2 separate regions of the Homo sapiens genome follow, and region 2 is linked to region 1. The links are chromatin contacts, found by Hi-C or POLR2A ChIA-PET in ENCODE. All regions are on one chromosome and are shown on one strand. The core of a region is the stretch at or near the end of the contact, and the rest is flanking DNA. Distances in the headings are between cores, read along the strand shown.

What was found. Hi-C counts contacts between places; a loop is a spot of excess contacts on that map. ChIA-PET counts read pairs that join two places held with the same protein, here RNA polymerase II (POLR2A).
Region 2: a map of posterior vena cava shows a loop between it and region 1 (8-fold over the local background). The contact joins the enhancer-like site here to the promoter of CYB5R1 in region 1. A Hi-C loop is called at or near these places in 1 of 168 maps with a recorded cell type or tissue (posterior vena cava). POLR2A ChIA-PET finds 5 or more read pairs at or near these places in 3 of 52 experiments (GM12878, MCF 10A and activated T-cell).

The regions. Positions count from the first base shown.
Region 1 is chr1:202,963,422-202,969,699 of GRCh38, forward strand. It overlaps CYB5R1 (cytochrome b5 reductase 1), which reads right to left and starts at 3,836. Exons shown (of 9, transcript NM_016243.3): 1 at 3,770-3,836; 2 at 3,328-3,477; 3 at 3,107-3,179; 4 at 2,466-2,572; 5 at 1,950-2,079; 6 at 1,191-1,274; 7 at 221-306. The coding sequence starts at 3,784. RefSeq lists silencers at 3,744-3,793, 3,864-4,023, 4,640-4,934.
Region 2 is chr1:203,814,755-203,821,032 of GRCh38, forward strand. ZBED6 (zinc finger BED-type containing 6) reads left to right here. Exons shown (of 17, transcript NM_001395895.1): 2 at 2,172-2,370; 3 at 3,816-3,935. ZC3H11A (zinc finger CCCH-type containing 11A) reads left to right here. Exons shown (of 18, transcript NM_001376342.1): 3 at 2,172-2,370; 4 at 3,816-3,935. The coding sequence starts at 2,317. Among named protein-coding and RNA genes, the nearest start is that of ZC3H11A, 22 kb to the left of the region's middle. Within about 2 kb of position 3,822, at least 3 of the 41 ENCODE cell types and tissues checked have a DNase peak (open chromatin) inside an H3K27ac peak, as active enhancers do.

The sequences.
Region 1 (6,278 bases), core at 2,586-5,085:
CCTTAAAAGTTTTCTTCTTTCCTTGGGGACCAGGGAAGGAATTTGATTCAGTGCTCTGTCCTTTTCCTCCTTATTGAAAGAGGACCCTGTGCCTTACAGAGGGGACCTTGGGCAGAGGCTAAAACAGGGCACTGGGCCAGTTCTGCCCATCCATACCACGTCTCTCAGCCCTACCCACACAGCAACTTTGAAGTCTTAGGGTGGAGGAAAACAAACCAACCTGGTTGGCAAAAAGCAGAAAGCACTGGGTTGGATCTTCAGGGACTTTCAGGATGGCCCGGATCAGCTGTAGCATTGGGGTGATTCCTGCATGAAGATACCCCACAGTGAAATGTAGTGGCCACACTCTCTGCCCTGTCCTGGCTCCTTAGCTGACCAGCCCTTTCATCTTCATTCTGCTCATTCACCACTCCACTCCATTTTCCTTTAGCATTCTCATCCTCTAAACTCTTCCTGCATATTCTCCAACATCTGTATTTCCGGGCACCCTTCAAATTCATCTAAGTTCATATTGTAGAAATCTTTCTTAGGAACTAATCTAAGACTCTTCTGAAAGTCCTTTGGAGGCTAGGACTCCAGTGTCACAAATGACTACAAGTACCTCCGGATTCAATGATGAGGGTTCTAGAACACTGTATTTGCAGAGGTTAAGTGCATGTACTTAGGCACTAGGCAGAGCCAAATACTAATTTTGCTCCAGGCCATTACCAGTGAAATAACCCTGTGGAAATCATTTAGCCTCTCTGGAACCCCATTGTCTCTCTGTAAAAGGAAAAGGCTAGTACCTACTTCATAGATACCTATATATGTGTCTAATTTTTGTGTCTAATATATAGTAGTGTATTAGACTACACAGTGTCTAATGCACAGTAGTGTCCAATGCTAATTTTCTTTCTTCCTAGCTAGTCATTCCTAGCTGCTTCTCTCTTCTCTCACCTAAAACTATTAGATCCATTCAAAATGAGGAAAGCTCATTTAATTTGTTTCTCTAATTCCATCAGTTAAAATTTTTTTTGGTTTCTACCTGCTTATGATTTTGTTTTTCAGATACTAGGGAGTTCTAAGCATTGCTGGAAATCCCCTGATGAACAACAGCTTGGCTATGGTTACCAGTCTTCAGAGGGTCACCTAGGAATTTGCATGGCAACAGTCAACAATGGTGGGAGAGAAAGGCCCTCAGTGTAATGCACCTGTCCCGCCGGCAATCATTCCCAGTTTCTTCGCCACTCGGGGTTCTGGTGGAGATTTCTTGTTGGGCTGAATGTTAAAATGCCCTGAGAGGTCAGGTGAAGAGAGCAGTGGAAGAATAAAGTCAATACAGCGAACTTAGAAAACAAATGCAGAGTTGAAAATATGCCTGAGGCCAGTTGAGCAGCTGCTATGACATCTGATCCTGGAGCTTGGGTGGAAGCTTGAGTTGAGCCAGCCCTGACAATAATATAGTTGAGGGACAATGGGGCCAGGGCTATCTGTGAGTCAGTTCAGCGCCACACAATGTATCAGCTGCTTCTGGCAAAGTGTCACTCCCTGGTGAAGGAGACAGGCACAGAGCCAGGTGTGAATCTATTTTCCCAAGTGGCACACAGCAGCTCCAGGGACTTGCTAATGCACCCAGCTGTTCCCATGGGAAGGGCTGAAAGCTATCTCTGGCTCACTCCACAGCTCACCCAGGGGGGCAAATTTTTGAAGGTGGGGAAGAGGGGCACATGTTTGCTTTAGTAATCTCCACAGCTGCCATGGCTAGGGAATTCAAGTGGAGGAGGAACTGCTTCCTGTGGCAAATGGGGCTGAGAAACATGCCTTTCTATTGTATCAGCGCTATGTTTAGAAGGAAGGGCGGCCCTGGCCCTTACGTGCATACACATGTGTACACACAGCCATACTGTGCCAAGAGGACTATGGGAACTGATAAAGTGGGAGACAGGCTCAAGGAGAAGACAGGTCATTACCTTTTCCAGTGTAAGTGAGCAACCCGCTTGGCCCCCGAAACTCCACCACATCCCCAACCTTCAGGCTATCCAGGTACTGAGACATCTTCCCTCCCTCAGGAAATTTGGGGTGCACACCCTTCAGGTAGACCTTACAAGACAGAGAGAAAAATACCTTATTTGGAATGTCACTGGTTTCTGAGCCCCATGTTGACTAAACCTCCCTGAGGCTGGGGCAGGGATCAGATATGTGCTATCTTTTCCCCGTCTACATACTTTCTTTCTTTCTTTTTTTTTTTTGAGTCAGAGTTTTGCTCTTGCTGCCCAGGCTTGAGTGCAGTGGCGCAATCTTGGCTCACTGCAACCTCCGCCTCCTGGGTTCAAGTGAGTCTCCTGCCTCAGTCTCCTGAGTAGCTCATACTTTCTTCACATCCACAGAGTACATACCATTTCCTGCTGTCAGGCAAATCTTAGAAATTTCTACAAATCCCAGAAAGAATGGGTAAGCAGCCCCTGGGTCCCTTCCTAGCCCCTTACCTTGATGACAAGATCCACATAGCCTTGATCCTCATCACTGGTGACAGGAGTGTATGGCCTGATGACCAGGCTGCCATCAATTCGGGTGGAGAGGTAGATATGTTTGCCTGGGGACCGTGCAGAGAGCTACATAAGGGTTGTCTGTGATGTGCTGCATCCCTCAAAATACTCAAAGAGATTTGAGAGAACAAGATGTCTTGCTTCCTGCTGTGGTCCCAAGGAGCTACAAGGCAGGGAAGATTTGCCCCATTGAGCCCTCAGTTGGATCTCTTATAAGCGCCCAGTTGAGGAAACACTTATTTCCAGCGTTTCCTGCCAGTTACTGCCAGGACCTTGACAGATGAGCCAAAAGGGTCTGGGCAATGGGAAAAAGTTAGTAGTGCTTGCTCAGAGGGAGTAATTAGCAAATCCTGCAGGGAAGAGGCAAGACTGTTGAGTGTTAAAGCTGGATGGGGGTCATGGAAGCCACACTCTAGAGGGGCCCAGTGGCACCTCACAGCTTGGAGGATGCAGAGCCAAGTGGGGGAAGGGGAATGGTGTGTGGAGCAAACCGGTTGAAGCAGCGTGTTTCATGAGATCCCAGGAGGGGAGTCACCTTCTGAGGATACCAGGGAAAGGAGCCCATTCCACACTTTCCTTACCCACAGGCAGCCCCAGAGTGTGGTGGGCGGTGGGCAGGGCAAAGCGGAACCTCTTGGTGTTGTGGCTCACAGTCTGGAGGGTGGAGGACACAAGTGTTTCACCAAGCGCGCCTGGCGCTGCCACGTCCCTTGGACATCCCAACCACCGTGGGTGCTGTACCCTCCATGCCAGGAGCACTCTGGTCCCCTCCTTCACCCTGGCCCTTTCTTCCCCAACTTACCGTCTTGTCTAGCAGTCGTAGCAGGTACTTTTCATTGGGGTCCAGGAGAGTGACCTGAGGCCGGCGGGACCTCCGAACCAAGTAGGAGCCCACAGCCAGGCCGAGCAGAGTGACCAGCCCCACCCCCAGGGAGGCCAGCAGGACGGGGCTCTGTGGGTAGAGGAGGCAGCGTGACCGCCAGGCTGGGTAAGAGCCCGGGGCTTGGGTGGTGACCGTCCCAGGGGTGGCGATCCCGAGCTCCAGCGCGGAGGCATGCCAAGGGCAGAGGGGTAACCTGGCGGAGTCCCGAGCCCGGATGTGCGGGATCGGGACCCCAGCATCCACGGTGGGCCCAGAGCCCTGCGGGGCGGGGTCGGCAGCGACAGCCCCTGGTCCGGAGCTGAGTGGCCAGAACCAGATGGGGAGGGGTCCCCCAGTGGAGGATACTGAATGAGGGTCTTACCGTCTGGATCCCCATGACGGAGCGCCTTTTCCTCCACCACCTGACAAGCCGACAGATCCCACAATGCGCCGCGGGGCGGGTCGGAGGGCGGGGCAGGCCGGGGGCGGGGCCGGGCAGGAGGCAGGACCTCGCGGCTGGGGGGGCAGGAGGCGGGGCCTGGCGGGGGGGGGGGGGGGTGTCTGTCGGGGGCGGGGCCTAGCAGGAGGTGGCGGCGGCGGGGCCTTTTGGGGGCGGGGTCCGGCAGAGGCGGGGCTGGGCCCCTCTGCGCGCCACCCTTTCCCTCCGCTACTCGGTGGCTCAGGGTCTCCGGTGCTTATTCAATACTTTTTTTTTTTTTTTTGAGTCGGAGCCTCGCTCTGTCGCCCAGGCTGGAGTGCAGTGGCGCGATCTCGGTTACTGCAACCTCCGCCTCCCAGTTTCAAGTGGTTCTCCTGGCTCCGCCTCCCGAGTATCTGGGACTACTGGCGTGCGCCACCACGCCCGGCTAATTTTTTTTTTGTATTTTTAGTACAGACTGGGTTTCACCGTGTTGGTCAGGGTGGTCTCGAGCTCCAGGGCTCAAATAATCTACCCGCTTCGGCCTCCCAACGTGTTGGGATTACAGGCGTGAGCCATCGCGCCCGGCCCCAAGATCTTTTAAGACCGCAGCTCCAGCCTCTCCTCCCAGCGAGGTGGTCCCTGCCACTTCGACCCGCTTATATCCGAACTGGATGGGAGTTCTGCCTAAGGTAGAACCACGCTAAATTGGGGGATTGGAAATCTCTTGAGTCTGCGGGTGCTGAGCGGAGAGTGTAACGATGAACCAGAGACAGGCTCAAAGTAGAGCAGAAGGGCCTGAAGTTAATCATTGTGCAGTCACCTTAGTTTTTCAACCGGCTGAATTGCAGCAAGAGAATGGAACAGCCCAGAGGAGTCTCTTACAGGAGTGAACAGTGGCATGGCAACTTCATTTCCTTTTGACAAAAGACTGATTTTGTTTACAGCGCCAAGCCGTCAGCCTATCAGGATGATTCAGGAGCTTCCTTTGGTTTCAAAGACCAAGCTTCACATCCTGATTTGGGTTCTTGTGCCCTTAGGGTCAAAGAAGTGGGCTTTGGAGGCAGAGTGTACAGAATAAGAATCTTGCCTCTAGCACTTATTGGCTCTGTGACCTTAGATAGCTTACTCAACCTGAGTTTCTTCATCTACAGATGGATATAAGATGGATATCTACAGATGGATATATATTATTATCTACAGATAGATTGTATCTAGTTCATAGCTTTGGTGTGAGGCTTCAGTGAGATATGTTAACGTGCTTAGTGTAGTGCCTGTCATAAAGCAAAATATTCAACAGTTGGCAGCTACTATTATAACTTAAAAGACAGCACAGAGGGTCAGCTATGGTTTTAGGAATGAGCTCTGCCTGGGGCACAAGCATGGGACAGGAGGAGGCAGGAAAAAACATCAGGAGCCGCTGGAGCTACAGATTTCCCAAGATGACCATTCTTTCTCATACATGAGTTTCTCAACTAGAATGACATTTGCTCTTTGATATACCGTGATGGATGAGATCTCTGCAGATGTCAGTGTCAACATCTTAAACTAATACCATCAGGGCAGCAGGGACATTAGAGCCCCCAGTTTTCAGTTGTATTTGGTGAACTCTGTGAATGATCCAAGAGATACTTAGTTTTCCTTTTCCTCTCCACTGGCTGAAAATGTTCCTAAGACCCCAGTACATGTTCCTCTGAATTTTTTAAGCAGCCTGCACACTGACTTGAGGGAAGTGAGTGCACCAGATCATGGTGACATGCCAATCCATGCAGAGAGGGTTGAAAAGGGGAAGGAAGGGACCCTTCCTCTTTTCTGTTCCGAGAGAATGAGGCGATTATGTTCCGGTGCTTCTGACATCCCCACTGCTGGCTTGGTTAAGAAGCCACACTACTGATCCTTGCCACTGCTCCACTCTGGCTAAAGAGGTTCTAGGCCTTCCTCCCTCTAGTGGATAGATGTGGCAAGAGAGGGGGAAGTATGGAACGAAAGGAGAGCATAACTACAACTCGGGCTTCTCTCAGTGATTGCATTTTCTGAACCCCAAAGTGGCACATTCTAACAAGTGTGAGTGTATCACTGGGAACCACAGGACAGAATGGTTGGGTGTGGGCTTATCCTGGAAACTAAGTGTTGGACTCAGTAATTGTGGGAAGGCTCTTTTGCTCCTGAAAATGAATGCTGCAGGAGTGGTGGGAAGGGGCTGATGGCCTGGCAGGTCTTCCTGTCTCAGATTCTGTGGTGAATTGAACTCCACTCCACCACGACTCATGGTAATCTTACATTACTCCTAGTTTGGAGGAAAAGATAGGCATTTCTGAATTTTTATTTAACCCAATCTTTTAAGTTTAGGATTTCCTCCTGGGTATACAATAAAGAATAGAACAGGCTGGGTTCACGCCTGTAATCCCATCACTTTGGGAGGCTGGATGGATCACTTGAGCCCAGGAGTTTGAGACCAGCCTGGGCAACATGG
Region 2 (6,278 bases), core at 2,572-5,071, 850 kb after region 1:
GCAGCATTCACTTTCTGGTATGAAACTCTAATGGCTGTATATTGTCACATTACATGAATATACCGTAATTTTTTTAAATCATTTGTTTATTTTTGAGATAGAGTCTCACTCTGTTGTCCAGGATGGAGTGCAGTGCATGATCTCGGCTCACTGCAACCTCCACCTCCCGGGTTCAAGAAGTTTCCCTACCTTAGGCTCCTGAGTAGCTGGGACTACAGGTGTGTGCCACCACACCTGGGTAATTTTTGTATTTTTAGTAGAGATGGGGTTTCGCCATGTTGTCCAGGCTGTTCTCAAACTCCTGACCTCAAGTGATCCACCAGCTTCCACCTCCCAAAGTGCTGGGATTACAGGCATGAGCCACCGTGCCTGGCCATATATCATAATTTTTAAAAATAGTCTCCAGTTTTTGAACAGTTAGGTTTCTAGATGTTATTTCATTATTTTCTTCCTTTTCTTTTCTTTTTTTTTTTTTTTTGAGACAGTGTCTCGCTCTGTTGCCCAAGCTGGAGTGCAGTGGCGCAATGTCAGCTCACTGCAACCTCTGCCTCCTGGGTTCAAGTGATTCTTGTGCCTCAGCTCCCCCGTGTAGCTGGGATCACAGGAGTGTGCCACCACACCCAGCTTTTTTTTTTTTTTTTTTTTTAAGAGATGGGGTTTTGCCATGTTGTCCAGGCTGGTCTCGAACTCCTGGACTCAAGCGATCTGCCCACCTTGGCCTCCCAGAGTGCTGGGATTATAGGTATGAGCCACTGCACCCGGCCTATTTCATTATTAAAACAAGATTGTGATAACATTTATTGTGCATTGTTACCTTTAATACTTTTACATATTATAATACATTCTAGAAATGGAATTGTCGAAGGGTATGTAAACTTTAAACATTTGGGTACATGTTTAGTACCCATGTTCAGTGTCAGACTCTTAATCCAGGTTGTTAACATCAAGGTGACTTTTCATCATGGCATACCATTCTTGCATTAGGAATTATTAGTGGGAGATATGACTGAATTTGATTTAATTGATTTCAAGTTGTAGATCACTATTTCTGAAACCTGATCTTCTGGTATGTACGTTTGTGGAAACCCTTTCCATATTCTCGTATGTGCTTTTGTTATATGCTTTTGTAGAAGCTTGCTTGGACGTTTTAGTGTGGAGATCAGGGTATGCCATGGACTAGGGGAGAAAATATTTGTTGTTTTGTGGAATCACTATTATGGAAAGCCCCAAAGACTACTTTTGCGTCTTGTTTGTAATTGGTGTACACCTCTAGTCGTCTTCATTAACGTAAGCTAGATCGATAGACCTTTTCAGAAGTAATTGTTTTCATCAGTTATTCTAGCTAAACAGGGTTTTCTCACCTAGTTATGATTATATACTTTTGGAATAAAAATGCTTGTGAAAATATTTGAAGTTTTTCATTTAGATGAAACATTCTACTTTATCATATTTTGTTAGCAAGTATTTTGTGTTAGTAACCTAAGTCCCATTAATAATCTAAAATGTATGTAGTCTTTTGAGACTTTCAAATTAGTAGGCAAAAATACATATATACATACATATATACATATATGTATAATGTAGATCAGGCTGGGCGGGATGGCTCACACCTATAATCCCAGCATTTTGGGAGGCCAAGTGAGGAGGATTGCTTGAGGCAGGAGTTCAAGACCAGACTGAACAACATAGCAAGATCCTGTCTTTACAAAAATTTTTTTTAAAAAATTAGCTGGGTATAGTGGTATGTGCCTGTAGTCCTGGATACTTGGGGGAGGCTGAGGTGGGAGAATCCCTTGAGCCCAGGAGTTCAGTGTTGCTGTGAGCTGTGATCACATCATTGCACTCCAGCCTGGGCAACAGAGTGAGACACTGTCTCTAAAAAGAGTTAAAAATAAAATGTAGATCTTTAGTTAACAATGCTTATTTACAATGCTGTAACTGTGTAACAAGCATCACAGAGAATATAAAAGAAGGGCATGGCCTTTCTAGTCAAAATTTTACATTGTAGATGGGAATGTACAGTATTCGCAATCAGTGTGTTTACAAGGCTCTGTATAAGCAAGGTCGTATTAATAAAATTTGACTCTAGCAATACGATCTCATTAGCCATGGTGATTTGAAGGAGGAAGAATTTACCTGAAATATTTTAATTCATTGTCTCCTCATTTTAGGATTACAGTTTAAAGACAATTTCTGTGATCAAGTTGTCATTTGGAAGATTAAACCCATTTCACGAGGACTTGGAGCCTGGTCCTTGCTTTGAGGAAGCAGTGGCTTGTTTCAAGAAGCCACTTCTGATCTAAGAATCTACCCAGCATGCCTAATCAAGGAGAAGACTGCTATTTTTTTTTCTATTCCACATGTACCAAAGTAAGAATTGACATCTTTAAATCAGTTCTTTCTACAATTTGCTTAATAGAATTGGATAAGATTTTCCCAACATTTTAAGTTGTTTTTATTATATATATATTTTTTGCCCAACTTTATTATTGGCTGTCAGTTTTTTAAAGGATAATGTATTTAGGGTAATTCAGTGTTTTTTTCTTTTCATTTTATATATAACTAATTTTCCCATCTTGTACAAAAGTGAAAAGGCACGTGGCATGTAGTCATCATTCAGTGTTCAAAATTAATCTGTTCAGGGTGCCTTTGGAAATGGGGCCACTTTGACCTATGCCTTACTAACTTTGATTTTATATACTTCATATTAAATGAGTGAGTGAATAGTTAGTGAATTGTGTTGTACTTCCAGAAACTGTCATGGGTTGAATTTGACTTCTTTCTTCTCCCAGATTTCCTGCTGAGTACTAAGAATATAGAGTCATCATACTAAATATGCTTTTGCAGTTTTTTGGCTTAATCTTTGTCAAAACTTCTGTTTTTCTCCTTGATTCTTTTGCAGCTCTATTTACATATACCTATTGCTTTCTGTGATTTTATGACTAATTCTATAAACGTATATGTTAAAAAAATTTGTTCTTCAGTCATCTTGATTTTTTTTTTATTTTTATTTTTTGAGACGGAGTCTAGTTCTGTCACCCAGGCTGGAGTGCAGTGGTATGGTCTTGGCTTACTGTAACCTCCGCCTCCCAGGTTCAAGCCATTCTCCTGCCTCAGCCTCCCAAGTAGCTGGGATTTCTGGCGCCTGCCACCACACCCAGCTAACTGTATTTTTAGTACAGACAGGGTTTCACGTGTTGGCCAGGCTTGTCTTGAACTCCTGACCTTGTGATCTGCCCGCCTCGGCCTCCCAAAGTGCTGGGATTACAGGCGTGAGCCCCCACGCCCGGTGATATTATGTTTTAAATGATGAGTTTTGAGCAAAGCTGTGATAATTTTATCTTACCTATAGCAGTTTGCACAACAGTAGCGTTTTATTTCAGATATTACCGTTGCATAAAGTATGCAGTGGAGCACAGTTATATTGTATATATGTTAATTATATTTAAATTCTATTTACTTTCTGATTTTCCATCAAAAGCTAGAGTTACACAAGGCGAGATGTCAGTTTTGAAGATGAACTGTAAAATACATTTTTAAAGAGGACCTAACACTCCTACTTGTCTTTTTCAACTCTTTTTTTCAGCTTGTGTCACTCATGCCAGATCAAACGAAGGGTACTGTCAAGAAATAGGTTATAGGAAATAATTTGTTGCTCTCGGTTTGTTCCTGTCATTCCATGTCCATTGTTTTTTACCTTACCAGTCCTTTCTTACTCATTTGTGCTTGTCTAAATTCCAGGAGCTCTTGTTATGGATATTTTACCTAGGATGTATTTCAATGCTACAAATAGAGTGTTCTCTATTTGTTTACAGGGTGACAGCTGCCCATTCCGTCACTGTGAAGCTGCAATAGGAAATGAAACTGTTTGCACATTATGGCAAGAAGGGCGCTGTTTTCGACAGGTGTGCAGGTTTCGGCACATGGAGATTGATGTAAGTTTTTTATTTCCGTTATCATAATAAGTAGTCTGGAGACCTGGTGGGCCAATAAAAAATATAGGGACAAAAGTGACTTTTAAAAAATATATTAAGGCTGAGTGCAGTGGCTCATGCCTGTAGTTCCAGCACTTTGGGAGGCTGAGGCGGGTAGATCATGAGGTCAGGAGATTGAGACCATCCTAGCCAACGTGGTGAAACCCCATCTCTACTAAAAATACAAAAAATTAGCTCAGTGTGGTGGCATGTGCCTGTAATTCCAGCTACTCGGGAGGCTGAGGCAGGAAAATCGCTCGAACCAGGGAGTTGGAGGTTGCAGTGAGCTGAGATCGCACCACTGCACTCCAGCCTGGTGACAGAGCAACACTCCGTCTCAAAAAAAAAAATATATATATATACACACACACACACACACACACACACACACGTGTATATATACATATGTATATGTGTGTATATACACACACGTGTATATATGTGTGTGTATATATATACACAACTTTCCTCTATGCAATTTTTTTTTCTTTCTTTTTATTTTTTTTTTTTTGAAACGGAGTCTCACTCTGTCGCCCACGCTGGAGTGCAGTGGCGCAATCTCTGCTTACTGCAACCTCCACCTCCCAGGTTCAAGCGATTCTCCTGCCTCAGCCTCCTGAGTAGCTGGGATTACAGGCACCTGCCACCATGGCCTGCTAATTTTTGTATTTTTAGTAGAGACGGGGTTTTACCACGCAGGCCAGGCTGGGCTCGAACTCCTGACTTCAGGTGATTTACCCACTTTGGCCTCTGAAAGTGCTGGGATTACATGCGTGAGCCACCGTGCCCAGCTGACTCCAATTTTTTTTTTTTTTTTTTTTTTGAGACAGAGTTTTGCTCTTGTTGCCCAGGCTGGAGTGTAATAGCATGGGCTCAGCTTAGTGCAACCTCCACCTCCCTAGTTCAAGCGGTTCTCCTGCCTCAGCCTCCCGAGTAGCTAGAATTACAGGCATGCACTACCATGCCTGGCTAATTCTGTATTTTTAGTAGAGATGGGGTTTTGCCATGCTGGTCAGGCTGGTCTCGAACTCCTGATCTCTGGTGATCCACTTGCCTCGGCCTCCCAAAGTGCTGGGATTACAGGCATGAGCCACCGCGCCCAGCCGACTCCAGCAATTTTTTTAAAAAGATTAACATTGATATATTACCATCGTTTAATCCTTTGATCTCACTCAAATTTTGCCAGTTTTATTTTAATATCTTTTATTTTAGAAAGAGCAAGTCCAGGCTGGGCTCAGTGGCTCACGCCTGTAATCCCAGCACTTTACTAGGCTGAGGCGGGTGAATCATGAGATCAGGAGTTCGAGACCAGCCTGACCAACATGGTGAAAGCCCATCTCTACTAAAAATATAAAAATTAGTTGGGTGTGGTGGCACGCGTCTGTAATCCCAGCTATTCAGGAGGCTGAAGCAGGAGAATCGCTTGAACCTGGGAGGCGGAGGTTGCACTGAGCTGAGATTGCGCCACTCCATTCTGGCCTGGGTGACAGGGCGAGACTCCATCTCAAGAAAAAAAAAAAAAAAGCCCAAATTCAAGTGTTGCACATAGTTGTCACGACTAGTTTTGTCTCCTTCTGTTGAGAGCAGTTGCTCAGTCCTGCCTTGCGTTTCATTGCCCTTAACACTTATGGTAGCTATAGGGAAATTGTTTTTAAGAATGTTCTTCAATTTGGGTTTGTTTGTATTCCCCCTCATTACTAAATTAAGATTATATAGCTTTAGCAGGAATATCACAAATTATGTGTGTGTGTGTGTATATTTTGAGTTGAGACAGAGTCTCGCGCTGTTACCCAGGCTGGAGTGCAGTGGTGGGATCTCAGCTCACTGCGACCTCTGCCTCCTGAGTTCATGTGATTCTTGTGCCTCAACCTCTCGAGTAGCTGGGACAACGGGCATGCCTCACCACACCCGTCTAATTTTTTGTGTTTTTTAGTAGACACGAGGTTTCGCGATGTTGGCCAGGCTGGTCTCGAATTGTTGGCCTCAAGTTATTCACCTGCCTCAGCCTCCCAGAGTGCTGAGATTACAGGTGTGAGCCACGCCCGGCGAATGGTATTTTTGTTGCATATCATCCCGTGGCACACAGTTTTAATTTTCTCATTACTGGTGATGTTAACTTTGATCACTCAATTAAGATGGTATCTGCCAGATTGCTTCATTATAAAGGCTTTCTTTTTGTAATTAATAAATATTTTGTGGAGAGGTACTTTTAGACCCTTTACCCCGTTTCTCATCAGACTTCAACTTTTTCCCCGTTATTGATGTGAATTAATGCAAACTTGTGGTGATACGTTTGGCTCTGTA